2 separate regions of the Homo sapiens genome follow, and region 1 is linked to region 2. A link is an interaction called in ENCODE POLR2A ChIA-PET data of the cell type or tissue named here. Cell type or tissue: PC-9. All regions are shown on one strand.

Evidence for each region. ChIA-PET counts read pairs that join two places held together with the same protein. Peaks named below come from ENCODE experiments on the same cell type or tissue, not always from the same donor. Only the 100,000 strongest peaks of a DNase experiment are listed, where the experiment ranks them.
Region 1: POLR2A ChIA-PET joins it to region 2 with 6 read pairs; 2 of 35 experiments call an interaction of 5 or more read pairs at or near these places.

The regions. Positions count from the first base shown.
Region 1 is chr1:77,507,025-77,515,024 of GRCh38, forward strand. All of the region lies in intron 10 of AK5 (adenylate kinase 5), which reads left to right. Among named protein-coding and RNA genes, the nearest start is that of ZZZ3, 170 kb to the right of the region's middle. RefSeq lists an enhancer at 7,321-8,000. In PC-9, no CTCF peak of the experiment used is centred here; a DNase peak (open chromatin) is centred at 4,527; H3K27ac peaks cover 406 bases.
Region 2 is chr1:77,718,177-77,726,176 of GRCh38, forward strand. USP33 (ubiquitin specific peptidase 33) reads right to left here. Exons shown (of 24, transcript NM_201624.3): 11 at 7,446-7,586; 12 at 5,155-5,267; 13 at 3,848-4,020; 14 at 3,655-3,749; 15 at 2,996-3,029; 16 at 420-465. Among named protein-coding and RNA genes, the nearest start is that of USP33, 38 kb to the right of the region's middle. In PC-9, no CTCF peak of the experiment used is centred here; no DNase peak of the experiment used is centred here.

The DNA of each region.
Region 1 (8,000 bases), 210 kb before region 2:
ATAATGGGGCCTGATAAGGTTGCCAGATTTAACAAATGAAAATACAAGAGCCATAGTTAGATTTGAATTTTAGATAAACAGTGACATGGCCTTTAGTCTAAGTCTCATGCAGGATTTGACTGGGTGTCCTGTATTTTATCTGGCCACCTGACGGGGCCATGATGAAAGCCCAGCTCCCAGTGACCATTCCAGTCAACTGCAGGCTGTGCAGTGCATTTCCCAAAGGAGGTCTGTCTGATTTCCAGAAAGACAGGCCAGAAGTGCCCCACATATGAGAGGCTGTAGAGTTTAATGGTACCAGGACACAGTTGGCCCTTGGCATGGTTTCTTCATCTTGTTATAGGATTACAAACAGCACCTGTTTCAAATAGCTGTTGTAAGAATTAAATAATTACAAGTAGAACACATAAAACAGATATTTATTAGATAAAATATCAAGCCAAAAGTATTGTGACTTTTATCTGAGTAGTCTGCAATGACTTCTCAAACATATTTGGTCTCTCAACTATACCACTGGTGTGAAATAGGCCACAGTTCCCCTACTATTCTCTCCAGCTTTATGCTGAGAAAACCAAAAATTCCTCTCATCTGCAAGAGAGAGGTATGGCCCTGATTTTGATAAGGCAATAAGGATTTTTATTAACCATCATAATAATTATTCATTCATGATAGAACCATTATCTTAGCATTATTACGTTGTAAATATAAAAAGAAAAATCAACAAAGACTTCCTGCAGTGACATTGGAGAGTTCACAGCAAATTGCCTTCCTTAGATTATCTAATCTAGAAGTTCCAAATCAGGCTAACCATCAGAATCACCTGGGGAATTATCCTTTTTTATTATGAAAATATTTCAAACATACAGCAAGCTGAAAGAATATTACAGTGAACACTTGTATACCCACCACCTAGTCTTCAATCAACATCTTACTACAAGCTGAGTATCCCTACTCCAAAAATCCAAAATCCAAAATGTTCCAAAGTCCTAATCTTTTTGCATGCCAACGTAACGCTCAAAGGAACTGCTCATTGGAGCATTTGGGATTTTGAATTTTAGGATTTGGGATGCTCAACTAGTAAGTATAATGCAAGTATCCCAAAATAAAAAAAAATTAAAATATAAAACACTTCTGATCCCAAGCATTTCAGATAAGGAGTGCTCCAACCTGTATATCTTGTCTTGTTATTTATCTGTCCCTCTATTCATCCATCAGTACATCTCTTTTTCCTGTCCACTTCCAAGTAAATTGCAGATGTCTGTACACTTTCCCTGGGGAATTTTCTAAAACTATAAGTTCCCAAGCCTCAGCCCAGAGATGTACAGATCTGCTAATTCAGGAATTTTTCCAAACAACTCCCCAGCTTCACTCTGGTAACCATGCTGATGGAGCCCTTATTAGCCGAAACATTACCAGTCTCATGGCAAAGGGAAAAGACCTGGCATACCATGTGCTGGGCGTAAAAACCTCTGCTCCAAACCAGTACACATCCACCTCTGCCCACATTTCATTGACCAAAACAAGTCCCTTGGAACTCTTAACTTCAAGAAGTTTGGGGCAGGCTGGGCACGGTGGCTCTCACCTGTAATACCAGCACTTTGGGAGGCTGAGGTGGGTGGATCACCTGAGGTCAGGAGTTCGAGACCAGCCTGGCCAACGTGGCAAAACCCCGTCTCTACTAAAAATACGAAAAACAGCCAGGTGTGGTGGTGGGTGCCTGTAATCCCAGCTACTCGAGAGGCTGAGGCAGGAGAATCACTTGAACCCTGGTGGCGGAGGTTGCAGTGAACCAAGATCATGCCATTGCACTCCAGCCTTGGCGGCAGAGCGAGACTCCATCTCAAAAAAAAAAAAAAGAAGAAGGTGGGGATGAGTAATCCTTCCACAGGCATGGGGAGAAGCACTATGGAAGGAAAGCTGGGATATTTAAGAAAGTAATACAATCTAACACAGGAAGCCACTCATTTAATTCAGCTTCTTCACTTTACAGACAGAGAAGCTAGCACCCAAAGAGGCAAAGTGACTCTCCCAGAATCACTCGACTAGTTCAAAGCAGGAGTGGTCAAGAGCCAAGGTCCCCTAATTGACTTTCTTGTCATGTACAGGGTTGCCTCTGTGAAGCTCACAGATAGTCCATCATTCATTCACTGATATACTATACACGGGCACTGATAAATAAGGCATGGTTTCTGCTATCAAGACATTCCCAGTCCCATTTAAAGTTTTTCCATATAACCTTCAGCTGACCCTGGCATATTTCCACATATTCACCAAATAACCTGAAGCAGTCAGTGCTTTTCAGAACTAATAAAGATGTTGTCTTTGAGGATAAAGATCTATTTATCTCAATTGTTTTCGGTCCAAGAGTGTCAGTTCCCAGCAACAGCCTGCTGAAGCTTGGCACAGTGATGCAGCTCTTCCCAGATGGAGAAGGTTTCAACTGACCCATGGGCCCAGAATGGTTGAGGATCATTCTTAGGGCACGGTCAGTTCATGATCTGATGGCATAATAATTTTTCTCAGAAAAGAGTCATTCGGTCACAAAAACCTTAACCCAACATAGGGACCTATTTTCATTTAGGGAGAAAGAAATATTTCAACAGGCAGAAATATGATAGATTTCTAAAATATGAAGATTAGAAATAAGATAGTTTGATTTGCAAAAGATATTTGATCCTCTCACAAGCTGTAACTGGGAAGGCTATGCACCTTTAAAGGTGTTAAAACAGTACCAGGATATAAAACTGCTGTGTCCAACCTTTGTAAGCTCATGGAATTTTACTGGGAGTAAGTTAGAAAGAGTTAGAAAGACTTTTAAACATCACCAACAGTAGCTGCCTCATTTTGCAGATAATAATTATGATGTTTATTGTGTGTTTCACTTTGCCAGCTACCAATCCAAGAGATTCACATGCATTATTTTGTCCTCACAACCAACAGGTATTGTGACCACCCCCATTTTGTAACTGAAGAGGTTGAAGCTCAGAGCAGATATGTGACTTGATCAAAGTCATCTAACCAGATGGAGAATGGCCTGAGGTGTGAACCTGGAACTCAAGCCCTTGGGTCCAGTGATCCTTTTATGTGAAAGGAGCAGAGTTGTCATTTTTGTGGGGCCACAGGCTCCTGGACACTGGCTCTTGTTAACAATTGTCTATGACACTGGGCCAGGTTCTGTGGGGATGCCAGCCTAAGTGAAGTGGTTTCTGCCCTCTGCGAGCTTCAGCCTGGCAAAGAAAGGAAGAGAACGTGAGCAAACTGTGTGTGCTAGAGGCCAGAGAAAGAGAGAATTTTGAGATGTTGGTCGTTGGTGTTACAGAGTCAAAGGTATCAAAGACTAGAAGCAAGCCAAAAAGTAATATGACAAATATGCAATCACTGTTGAACTATAAAAGAGCAATTTCAGAATGTGATGAGGTATGAGATAGTTTCCAAGAGGATAGGGAGTCAATAAATGAAGAAGAAATGGAAACAGGCAGTTTTCCGCTGCTAAAAAAAAGAAAAAGAAAGAAAGAAAAAGAATACAAAGATAACTCAGAGGACACACGCAATGGTAGAAATATTTTCATTTGGACTAGGGAGAACCGAGCTGATGTTATACAGAAGAAAAGATGCCAACCGAGAGAAATATATTTCATATGGACAAAAAAGAGAGCGTCAAGTTCTTGGAACAGGCAGGAGAGGATCCATTTATCATTAAATTTTTTAGTCTTTCAGCTGCTATTATAAAGTGTCTATTATATTTCAGGCACTGTGTTTGTGCACCATGACGAGCAAAGCAGACCCAGATCCCATACTCAGATACCATAGAGCCTAATAAGGAAGACAAAATTTTAAGTAAATAATATATATCATACATATAAACTAGATACATGTATCTGTACATACATATGCTTTATCTATTAATATATTTTATATGTATATAATTTCCCTGCTTTGTCTCCTGTAAAATATAATATATATATTTACATTATATATATTTCTATTTTATTTATATTCATATTTATATTTTACGGGGCCAAAGCAGGGAAATCATATATATAGTACCACAATAGCTGGTAAAATAGTACCACAGTATAAAAAAAGCTGCATCCAACCTTTGTAAGATTATGGAATTTTACTAGGAATAAGCTAGAAAGGTTTCTAACCATCACCAACAGTAACTGCCTCATTTTACAGATAATAATTCTGATCCTTATTGTGTGGACTGGGGAAAACTGAGCATGACATTACACAGAAAAGAAGCTGCCAACCAAGAGAAATAAATTTCATCTGGACAAAAAAGAGGGTATCAAGTTATCTGTAATATATGTATGTATTTTATGGGAGCCAAAGCAGAGAAATTAGCCTTAAGCTAAATGGCATAAAGTTTTCCAAACAGGATAAAGAAGGATGGAGGGCAAAGGATAGAAACATCAATGTTTTGAAAATGCTGAGGAAATGAGACAGTCTTCATCTTAGTGAGTAAGAGGGTTAAAAATGTTAAGAGTGAGAGGAATGAGGATGTGTTGAAGGACAGTGGGAAATATTAGCATCCATTCATGGACATCCAATTGATGTCCAACTTGATACCAGGAGAAAGAAGGATATTTGCCAAGAAGCATTAAAAACTATTATGAAGTTAGATAGCATGACTCAGTTGGCTCAGTTTTTGGACTCTCTCAAGGGAACTCTTAGCAGCCCAGAGTAGATGCAAATAAAGCCTATGGTGGCCTGGGCAGGGAGAGCAGGCTGATGGTGACACGGCAGGTTCCATAGAACTGAAGTAGGGCAAAGGATTCAAAGTTGCTAGAAAGGGGCTGGCGTCCAGCTAGCTAGGGAGGTAAGTGGAGCTCAAAGGGAATGGGCCAACCCTGTGAGGTCATAACGACAGCAAGGAACAAGTTGAGAAGTGAGGTCAAGGGAAAAGTGAAAGGGAGAGAAAGATGCTATCAGAGTGGGAGAATAGATCCAAATAACGAACGCTCAGTTTCAGCTAGAGCTGCAGGGGGCTGAAATTGGGTTAGTGATGAAGGTCATTGGTGCTGAGGAGGCTTAAATACCTCTCAGACTGGGGTGGAATAGGAATTAAAGCCTAGAAAGCTTTGTTGATAGCAATTAAACCCAGACAATACTGTTCTCTCTGCTTTGAAACTTAGAGAAAATAAACGTTGAGTTCTAAACTAGATACGTATATCTTCACATACGCTGTCACATATATACGTATGTGTGTGTGTGTGAGAGAGAGAGAGACAGAGAGAGAGAGAGATCGTGCACACACGGGTATATCTTAAGTACCTGCAAGTGGCCTGGAAGTCTGGAATTAATGGCTAGTTCCCAAATTCATTACTGACTTTGGATTATGTTTAATTTAAACCTTGATGTGCCAGACAACGTAACTCAGGAAGAGCTATAGAGGTGTATAACCCCCCTTCATTGTAAATAGCTTTTGCCAAGCACCAATATTTTAACAGAGAGATGGGAATAGGAACATTTTTGTTGACATTTGGGGGAACGGGACAAATTTCAGAGACTTTTTTTTTATTATACTTTAAGTTTTAGGGTACATGTGCTAGTTCAACCATTGTGGAAGTCAGTGTGGTGATTCCTCAGGGATCTAGAACTAGAAATACCATTTGACCCAGCCATCCCATTACTGGGTATATACCCAAAGGACTATAAATCATGCTGCTATAAAGACACATGCACACGTATGTTTATTGCGGCACTATTCACAATAGCAAAGACTTGGAACCAAGCCAAATGTCCAACAATGATAGACTGGATTAAGAAAATGTGGCACATATACACCATGGAATACTATGCAGCCATAAAAAATGATGAGTTCATGTCCTTTGTAGGGATATGGATGAAGCTGGAGACTTTTCAAATGTAGACTTGACAGAGCTTGGCAACTGATCAGGTATGGGAGATGAGGAGGGAGACCCTAAAGTGGAATGAGGCAGAAAGTTGGTGATTATTTCCCCCCATTTTACAGATAAGAAACTAAGATTCAGAGAAATTAAAAGATTGCTCTATAACCACGTGACTAGTAAGTGGTGGAACCAGTGTTGATTGTCAGATCACCCATCCCGTGCCCTTCATGATACTTCATACTCCTCCACTTCCACCCCTGTGCAGATGCAGAGCCCTTTCATGCTCCAAGTTCCATTACTGAAGACACCAGGCTCAGCCTTATGCCATCTTTCCCACACTTTCCTTGTGCTGGCAAAGGTGATTAATTACCCTTCCCCTTCCTAAGGAGTCCCAGCCAGTGCTTCTGCGATGGTGTTTACAGCCCCCACTCATAGAACCTATCACACTGCTGTGATGATGGTTCCCCTGTCCATCCTCCCCACTAGATTGTGACCTCTCTGATGGAAAAGACCCAGTTCTGGGTCTTTTTATTTCTAGTGCTTAGCAGTGTCAAACCCATTCTAGCTGTCCAATAGATGTTTCTTTAAAAAGAGCTGTGTTAATTAACTTCATGCTTAATTCCAGGTAACATCCTGGAGTTAGTAAGATGCAATAAAATGTCAACAAAAGTCATTTTAGGCCAGGCCCAGTGACTCACACCTGTAATTCCAGCACTTCGGGAGGCCGAGGTGGGCGGATCACTTGAGGTCAGGAGTTCGAGACCAGCCTGGTCAACGTGGTGAAACCTTGCCCCTACTAAAAATACAAAAATTAGCCAGGAGTGGTGGCACTCGCCTGTAGTCCCAGCTACTCGGGAGGCTGAGGCAGGAGAATCGCTTGAACCTGGGAGGCGGAGGCTGGTCCTTATCTTAAGGAGTCCAGCTCAGGATGCTGAATCCAGGAGCTATCTCACAGGAGAGGATTGCTCCTGTCAATACAAAGCAAACTGGAAAACGTGACCCACGTGGGCATGCCGAGGTGATGCAGATGGTTTCAGTTCTACTTCTCAAAGAACACCAGGTACCGAAGAGAAGGCAGACTTAGACTCCCTGGGCTGGCAATTCCCATACAGTCTCTCCCCTCCCTTCCTTCTGTGGCAATGCTGTCGAGACCTGTAGGGAAATGACTTACTCAGATGCAAATTGGGCGTTCACAGTACATGCACTTTTCACAATATATAGCACCTTTGGCCTCACAGGGAACGCTTTTTACATTTTTCCACCTTTTTTTGAGGTATTCACAGACAACTTCAAAATAGAATCTCATATTCCACAATCTCTTTGTGAATCATATCACGTGGTATGGTGTATGGGCTTATTCAGGGGTTCGAGCCTTGGGTAATGGTACACTAAAAATGAGTGAGATGACAGTAAATGTGACAGCTCCTGTCTGTCATCAGTCGTCTTGCCACCAGAGGACACAGCCCACTCATTCTGAGATGCGGTTCCTCAAAATATCTTTTGCCGGGTAACAAATTATCCTGGAGGGATATCAAGGCCCCATTGTTTTTTTATTTAAAAGTCATAAGTTAAGACCTCAAAGATATGTCGGTGGCAGTATATGAAAATTTATGTTTCTACCAGCAGTTTTTGTGCTTTCACTGCAGTGATAAAATCACTTTGTTTTTCAGTTTGGAGCCAAGGGAAGAATCAAGCTATTGTGTAGATTACTTAAAATTCCACAGTGCCTGCGCCATTTGGCCAAAGAATGCTAAAAATTTGCAGCTGTTGCTCCCACGAAAGTTTCTAACTGGGGCAGCGGCTGCTGTTCAACACACAGCTGTTGTTAATTTGAGCTGAAGATTTTTAATTGCCTTTGTGTCGAGATTTATTAAATAACATTTTAGAGGAACAAAAACTGTAATAGTCATATTAGCAGGATGCTAAAGGAAGAAAATAATTGGAACATGGCATTTTTGCCTTGTAAGCCAAGTCTGAAAATATCTTTTCCACATGGAGGGCTCCCAACCATCCCAGGAAAAGCATTTCCAGGTAAATCCAGCCACAGAAGCCCTGATGGCCTTTTCAGGAGCTCAGCCACTTGCACCCCTTAGTCATTTACCTGGAAGCACCACTTCTCCAGAGTGGCCACCTTGTTCCCACACT
Region 2 (8,000 bases):
AAGTTATTTAGATTTTTATTTCGTTTTAAATGCTAGATAAAGCAGTCTATTCAATATATACTGAAGTGTCAAGGTTAAGTATTGATCTGCAATTATAACCTGCTTCCAGAGATGTTAAAAATATGGAAATGGTGAAACATGGTACTTTCTAAGTTCACTGCTATTTGTTTTTCTAATTTTACACTTTAGACCTGGCAAGATCCTGCAAGTATGATTAAACTTTGTTCAACACAGCACATTGTTAAAGGGCACTTACGGTATTTAACTCAATATTTTAAAACTGAATAATCTTAAAAAGGCATGCATAGCAATCATTCAATTCTTCAACCAAGCAAAGAGAATTTATTACTACATTTTGTTACATTAATACTTTATGTTCCTACCACACAATATAAGTTGAATTAAAATAATGCCCATACCTCAGGAAAGTTTTGTACTTTACAAAACTTCACTCCATTTCTCAACCTAAGGGGAGAAAAGAGAAAATCAATTAGTCTACAAAAAAACTTAGTATATTTAAATTTGCAACAAAAATCTTTTAGAAAATGCAGAGATCCAGCCTGGCAAACATGGTGAAATCCCGTCTCTACTAAAAATACAAAATTAGCCAGGCATGGTGGCACATGCCTGTAGTCCCAGATACTCAGGAGGCTGAGGCAGGAGAATCACTTGAACCCGGGACACGGAGTTTGCAGAGAGCCAAGATCGCACCATTGTACTCCAGCCTGGGCTAGAGTGAGACCCTGCCTCAAAAAAAAAAAAAAAAAAAGAAAGAAAGAAAGAAAATGCAGAGACAAAAGATATCAGACTAGAAATACTTGCCACTGAATTACGTTACATGTATACATTAAATATCTTAATCAAAACACTGGAGTCCCTTATTGTAAAAAATAATTTAAACTGGCCAGGCGCAGTGGCTCACGCCTGTAATCTCAGCACTTTGGGAGGCCAAGGCGGGCCGATCATAAGGTCAGGAGATGGAGACCATCCTGGCCAACATGGTGAAACCCCATGTCTACTAAAATACAAAAAATTAGCCGGGCATGGTGGCGCACGCCTGTAGTCCCAGCTATTCATGAGGCTGAGGCAGAGGAATCACTTGAACCCAGGAGGCAGAGGCTGCAGTGAGTCAATATCGTGCCACTGCACTCCAGCCTGGGGACAGAGCAAGACTCCATCTCAAAAAATAACAATAGTAATTTAAACCAAGATATCGGTAATCAAAAATTTAGAGAGCTGTATAACTCTTTGATGAAAATTGTTTTGTTTTAACAAATGTGCTACTGTCTGTGGTGTGGCTATGCCTTTAAAACATCTAGATATTAAGTAAAACCAGATAAAGCAAAACCTCAGTTTTATAAAATTTGTAGTTCAAGTCAACATATCAAACTCTTGGCCAGGCACCGTGGCTCACGCCTATAATCCCAGCATTTTGGGAGGCCAAGGTGGGCAGATCACCTGAGGTCAGGAGTTTAAGACCAGCCTGACCAATATGGCAAAACCCCATCTCAACTAAAAATACAAAAATTAGCTGGGTGTGGTGGCGGGCACCTGTAATCCCAGCTACTCAAGAGGCTGAGGCAGGGAAAATTGCTTGAACCCAGAAGGCAGAGGTTGCAGTGAGCCGAGATCACACCACTGCACTCCAGCCTGGGCGACAGAGCAAGGCTCCCTCTCAAGAAAAAAAAAAAAAAAAAAGTCTTGGCCGGACACAGTGGCTCACGCTTGTAATCTCAGCATTTTGGGAGGCCAATGTTGGCAAATCATGCAAGCCAAGGAGTTCACAAACAGCCTGGGCAACATGACAAAACCCCATTTCTACAAAAAATACAAATTAGCCAGGCATGGTGGCATGCATCTGTAGTCCCAGCTACTTGAGAGGCTGAGGCAGGAGGATCGCTTGTGCCCAGGAAGCTGAGCCTGCAAAGAGCTGTAATCATGCTACTGAATCTTCAGCCTTGGCGACAGAATGAGACTATGTCTCAAATGAAAAAAAAAAAAAAAAAAAAAAAAAAAAACCTTTATTCTTACATGTGGAAAAAAAGATAAAGGATGGTTATTATTATATAATCAAAATTAATATACATTTGACAGATCTCTACTTTGAATATGGAGGTAGATGCAAGGTTCTTTTCCATCTTCACTGTTATCTTTTTCTTAGTATGCTTTGCTTTACAAGGAACAATCCCCTTCCAAGCCAACTTCCTTTTCAGCAGTCAGCTAGGGCTTCAAGAACAAAGTGATACTTTCTCCAAAAGTAGAAGTCAGCTTTTTCATCTTTATCAACCAAATAGTATACCATTCCTTTCTGTCATGTCATGATCAGTTGCAGATCAATGTTTCCTTTAGGTTACTGCCAAGAACTAGAAGTCTGTATTATCCCAGATCTTATTAGCAAGCCGTTGCATTCCTATTACAGAGATTGAGAAGAAATTTCCAGTTCACTTTGCCTCACAAATAGTTGCTTTTCACCAAGTCTTCCAACACTTTTTTCTGACTTACCACTAAGAAGCATTAAAAGTCTAAATTGATTACAAGACAGAAAAAGGCAGCTGGTAGTAGATGTAAACAAAATCAGACTTTAGCTGTCTTTCTCGTATGCCATTGTTAACAGCAGATAACATCGAAGTCGGTATAACCTTTAGGAATTTTATGTGGATATGAAACTTTGTACCTTTCACTTCCTGAATCTAGCCTGTTAAAATGGTAATTCAGAAGAAAATATTGCCTTATTTAGGAAAACGTTTTATGCAAAATCACATACAGATTTCATCCCTCAAAATATACTCTCTCACATCTTAATAAGCCTATTAAATTTGTCAAATTTTTACCTCACATTTGTTTCACAAAACAGCTAATCTCTATTATTACTAGGATAAACCTTTCTGGCCTACATTTTTCTAAATACAGTGGCAAATTTAACTCCACATACCCAATTCTAAAAACCAAGAAAAATACACAACATGCAATTAAAAGCACTGTCAATGTCACTTACTTTTTGCATTTTTCACAACTGTACATATTGTCACCTGCAAATAAAACAGATCTGGCATTGGTTTCAAATTAACAGCAAATTGCTTATTATGGTCCTGTAATTATTTGATTTTGCCCCATGCTGACCTCCCAGCACAGAAAAACAAGGTTCCATTTTTTTAATCTATGCTCATGAATCAGGTTACTGTTTACCTTCCCCTCCCTTAACTCCTGCCAACATTGAAGACCTACCTCAAATAATATCTTTTCCATTTATTCATTGAACAAAACTTACTGACTGCCTGTCATATGTCCAAGCAAGGTGCTAGACACACAAAAATAGTGAATGACCTTAAATGATATGGAGTAGTTCACAATTACAGACACACAAATAAGTCCATTATTTTGGTTGAGTTTGCCCTTCTATGGATCTCAGAACAGCTTTAAAACATTTCACTTATCATTTGTCTTATACTACAGGAATTCACATGAATTCCTTCAGGATGTGATTTTTCTTGTTATATTTATATTATCAAGGTAGACACTAACCGAATGCCAATATGTGAATGTACTATTAAGCTGTCTTAAAACTGAGCTTTTATGAATACACTTTATTATTTAGTCCCACTAGTATTTTAGATTTACCTACAAAAATTTAGCCATAGATATTATATTTCTTACCTTTTAGTTCATCTCTGGCAAAGAAGGCAGCAAGACAATCTTGCAAGGTTACTACTGGACCCCAAAACCAGCTAGGGACACATGAGACAACAAACCTGAAACATCATTGATAGAAAAAAAAGGAAGTGTTCTGCCAGTACAGCAGAAACAGCAGGTTTAACAATCATGTAATACAAAGAAAATAAATACATACCTCTTCACATATTCCATGAAAAAAGCTATCCACCCTTGTGGAGCATATGCTTCGCCACATGATCCTGCTTTGACTATAGAAGTTGGATGACTTGATGAATGCAGCTTAGCAAGGTCTTCCTTGCCAGGAATTGGCAAGGACAGATCTTGAAAGGTCTCGAGGGTTACAGACACCTAAAATTGTTTTGTGTTTTAAAAATGGGATGAACATAATGCAGTAAAACATTTCCAAGGTTAGATTTTAGACTCTAAAGATCAAAGCATGTTTAAATAAGCAAAAAAAACAAAAAACAAAAAAAAACACGCAAATTGAACTGCTTTCATAGTCATAATAGCAAAAAAAAAAACAAAAACAAAAAACAAAACACACTTGCTCTGTACCAGGTATCTTCACGTAAGTCCTGTGCAGTAGTATTAGCATCCCCATTACAATCACAGACACTGCAGCATTAAACACCCCAAATCCAGCCACTGCATCTTGAGGTCCAAACTCTTAAGCACTATTGTATTTATTTTTGAAAATTGACCTTTGATGGTAGTTTTAAAATATTTTTTTAAAAGGGTGAGACAAAATCTGGCATCTAATTTTAAATAGCTAAAAACATGCCTGATAATTCCACTTAAATATTTAGTACCAAAATAACCTACATTAAAACGACCCGATTGAAAGTTCTTAGATTTGACTTGAGATTCTAACACAATAATTGAAATCTTCTTTTTGTTTTTGAGATGTTATTTCATATTCATCATTGCACTAAAGTAAAACTGTACTTAAGAAAAGCTCAAAGAAACTTTGAAGAAGTGTTATTAAAAAATTCATGATGATTTTAATGTATGCTTTGTTATTGTCTATGAATTTGATACTACCTTTAGTATCTGAGTCCCATCCTAAACATGGAAAAATATTTACAAACCATATATGACCAAATGTAAGAGATACATTCACAGCTTTGTACCTGTGAATATCAACAGATTCCCAGTATACAAATTTCATCAGCCTGGGAGAATATGCAGGTGTTACCAATTCTTGTTGCTGAGCAACTTCTCACCTTTATATGTAACCAAAATAGATGACGAAGGATAATATGTGCCTGTCCAATGATGGGTCACCATCCTTTAAACAGGATGCTGCTACTTCCAAAAAAAATTCTACACCTAGAATCAAATTTGTGTTGATGTAAACACAATAAATGCATGTATGCTCATCAATAGCAAAGAGAAGGAATTAAACTTTTCACATCATCTTGTCACATTTTTAAAAATCATTTGACACGAATTTTCTGTGTATTCTAATACCCTCATACTCACCCTGTCACAAGTCAGACACTGCACTGAACTAATGATTGTTCCATCAAATATGTCTGAAATAACACTTCTGTATTTCTTGTGCTGTTTTTTTCTCTTTGGAGATGCAGACTGAGCTAGGATTGAAAAACATTAAAAAAAAATCAAAGCAGCTCCTTTAACATTTTTCTCTGGAATCTTTTTTTGTCTTGTCAATCTTACTTGTATATGATCTCTAGAATCCTTAAACTGTAAAAATTACTGTGTTGAAAATTTTCAAAATACTCTTCAAAAGAGCATAAGTATTAAAAAAATAAAAGAAACTAAGCAGACAAGGCTTAAGATATTTGTTGTTTTTTTTTGTTTTTTTGTTTTGAGGTGGAGTCTCGCACTGTTGCCCACACTGGAGTGCAGTGGTGCGATCTCGGCTCACTGCCAAGTTCTGCCTCCCGGGTTCATGCCATTCTCCTACCTTAGCCTCCCAAGTAGCTGGGACTACAGGCGCCCACCACCACGCCCAGCTATTTTTTTGTATTTTTAGTAGAGACAGGGTTTCACCATGTTAGCCAGGATAGTCTCGATCTCCTGACCTCATGATCCACCCACTTCAGCCTCCCAAAGTACTGAGATTACAGGCGTGAGCCACCGCACCCAGCCTGTTTTTTTTTTTAAAGTATAAATGATCCTTGGCCACCATAAATGTACATATGAGAAAATGAACAAAATTCTAAATTAGCACAAAACCACAAATGCTTCATCACTGGGATGTTTACTTAAATGTTTTACAAGTCAAAAGAAGAGGGGAAGAGGTTAGAAAGTGAGGGAAAGATGATGAAAGTCATCATCAAGCTAAAGATGAAATAGAAGGGGTTCGGTCTCCCTATCCTGACTTGAGAGCAATTCTGTTTTCACTTATTTGTTTTTGTCTCCAGGTAAGGCTTTATTTGAAGAAAAGATTCTATTATTTAAAGTTTTTAAGAGTTCTTTATATATTTCTGGATACATGTCCTTTGCTAGCTATATGATTTATAAATACATCCAACCTTATCTTTCCATTCTCTGAATGTCCTTTGTCAACAAAAATCTTTAATTTTTTTCTTTAATGGATCATGCTTTTAATGTCTTTAAGAACTCTTTGTCTAACCCAAGGCCATGAAGACTTTCTCCTATGTTTTCTTCTAAGAAAACATAATACTGGAACTCCCATATATACCTGGAAGGAATACTAAATGGTAGACACTCTGGTAAAAAGTCTGGCAGTTTAATACAACTATAAGCATTAAACAAACATAAAACCCAGTAACCCCACTTCTAGGTATTTGTCCTAGACAAATGAAAAAATGTTCTTACAAAAACCTATACATAAATTTTAGAGCAACATTATTCATAATTGCCAAAAATTGGAAACAATTCAAAAGTCCACCAGTAGGTAAATAAACAGTGGTATACCCATAAAAAATGAGATATTAGGCCGGGCATGGTGGCTCATGCCTGTAATTCTAACACTTTGGGAGGCAGAGGTGGGGAGATCACAAGGTCAGGAGTTCGAGACCAGCATGGCCCATCTCTACTAAAAATACAAAAAATTAGCCAGGCATGGTGGCGTGCACCTGTAGTCCCAGCTACTCGGGAGGCTGAGGCAGGAGAACTGCTTGAACCTGGCAGGCAGAGGTTGCAGTGGGCCAAGATTGCACCACTGTACTCCAGCCTGGGCGACAGTGAGACTCCATCTCAAAACAAAACAAAAAAAAAGAAACATTACTTGGTAGTAAAAGGAACAAACTATTCAGACACGCAGTAACATATCTGAATTTCAAATGCATTATCCTGAGAGGCAAACCTGTTTCAAAAGACTACATATGAAAAGATTTAAAAAAATCAAAAGACTACATACTATATGATTTCATTTATATGACATTCTAGGAAAAGGCAAAACAATAAGAAAAGAGGATCAAGGGTGCCAGAACATAGGAATAGAGAAATGATCTGATTACAAAGTAGTACTATGCAGGAATTCTTTGGGGTGTTAGAGCTGTTCTGTATTCTGTTTGTGGTGGTGGTAACAAGAATCTATGCTGCAAGTGTTAAAATTCATAAAGCTCTATACAAGAAAAAGTGAATTCAACTGTATGTAAAATTTTAAAAGCAGAGTACCAACACACAAAATTTTTAATCATGTCTATGTAAAATTATGCTATCAATTTTAAAAGATCAAATCATATTTCATAATTAACACTTTAAATTATCAAGTACCAAAACCATCATTTTAAACTAAGACCCAAAGCAAAAGAGACTGAATAAGAGAAACGTTTTACCTTTTTTGTGTGGTGGTGCCAATCCTGGCCACAAATTGCCTGATTTAGGAGGGCTTGCCGATAAACGTGGATTAACACCTTCATTTGATGGAAGGATCTGTGGTGTAGACAGGTCATTCGAATGGACATCAGTGATATATTCTGTAAGATTTAAAATTTGCATTATTACCTTAAATAGTAAAATTATTCTAACTGTCCAATAATGTTAAAGGTTTCTTAATTTGATATTTTGAACACAATCATATTAACAAATGTCAAGTTAAATACTTAACAAAGTGCTTACTAAGCAAAATAACAGTAATCTTCTACCCAGAAATCCAACTAATTTTTGTTTACTTGTTTTTTTGAGACAGAGTCTCCCTCTGTCCCCCAGGCTGCAGTGCAGAGGTGCGATCTCAGCTCACTGCAACCTCCGCATCCTGGATTCAAGCGATTCTTCTGCCTCAGCCTCCCAAGTAGCTGAGATTACAGGCATGTGCCACCAGGCCCACCTCATTTTTGTATTTTTAGTAGAGATGGGGTTTCACCATTTTGGCCAGGCTGGTCTCAAAGTCC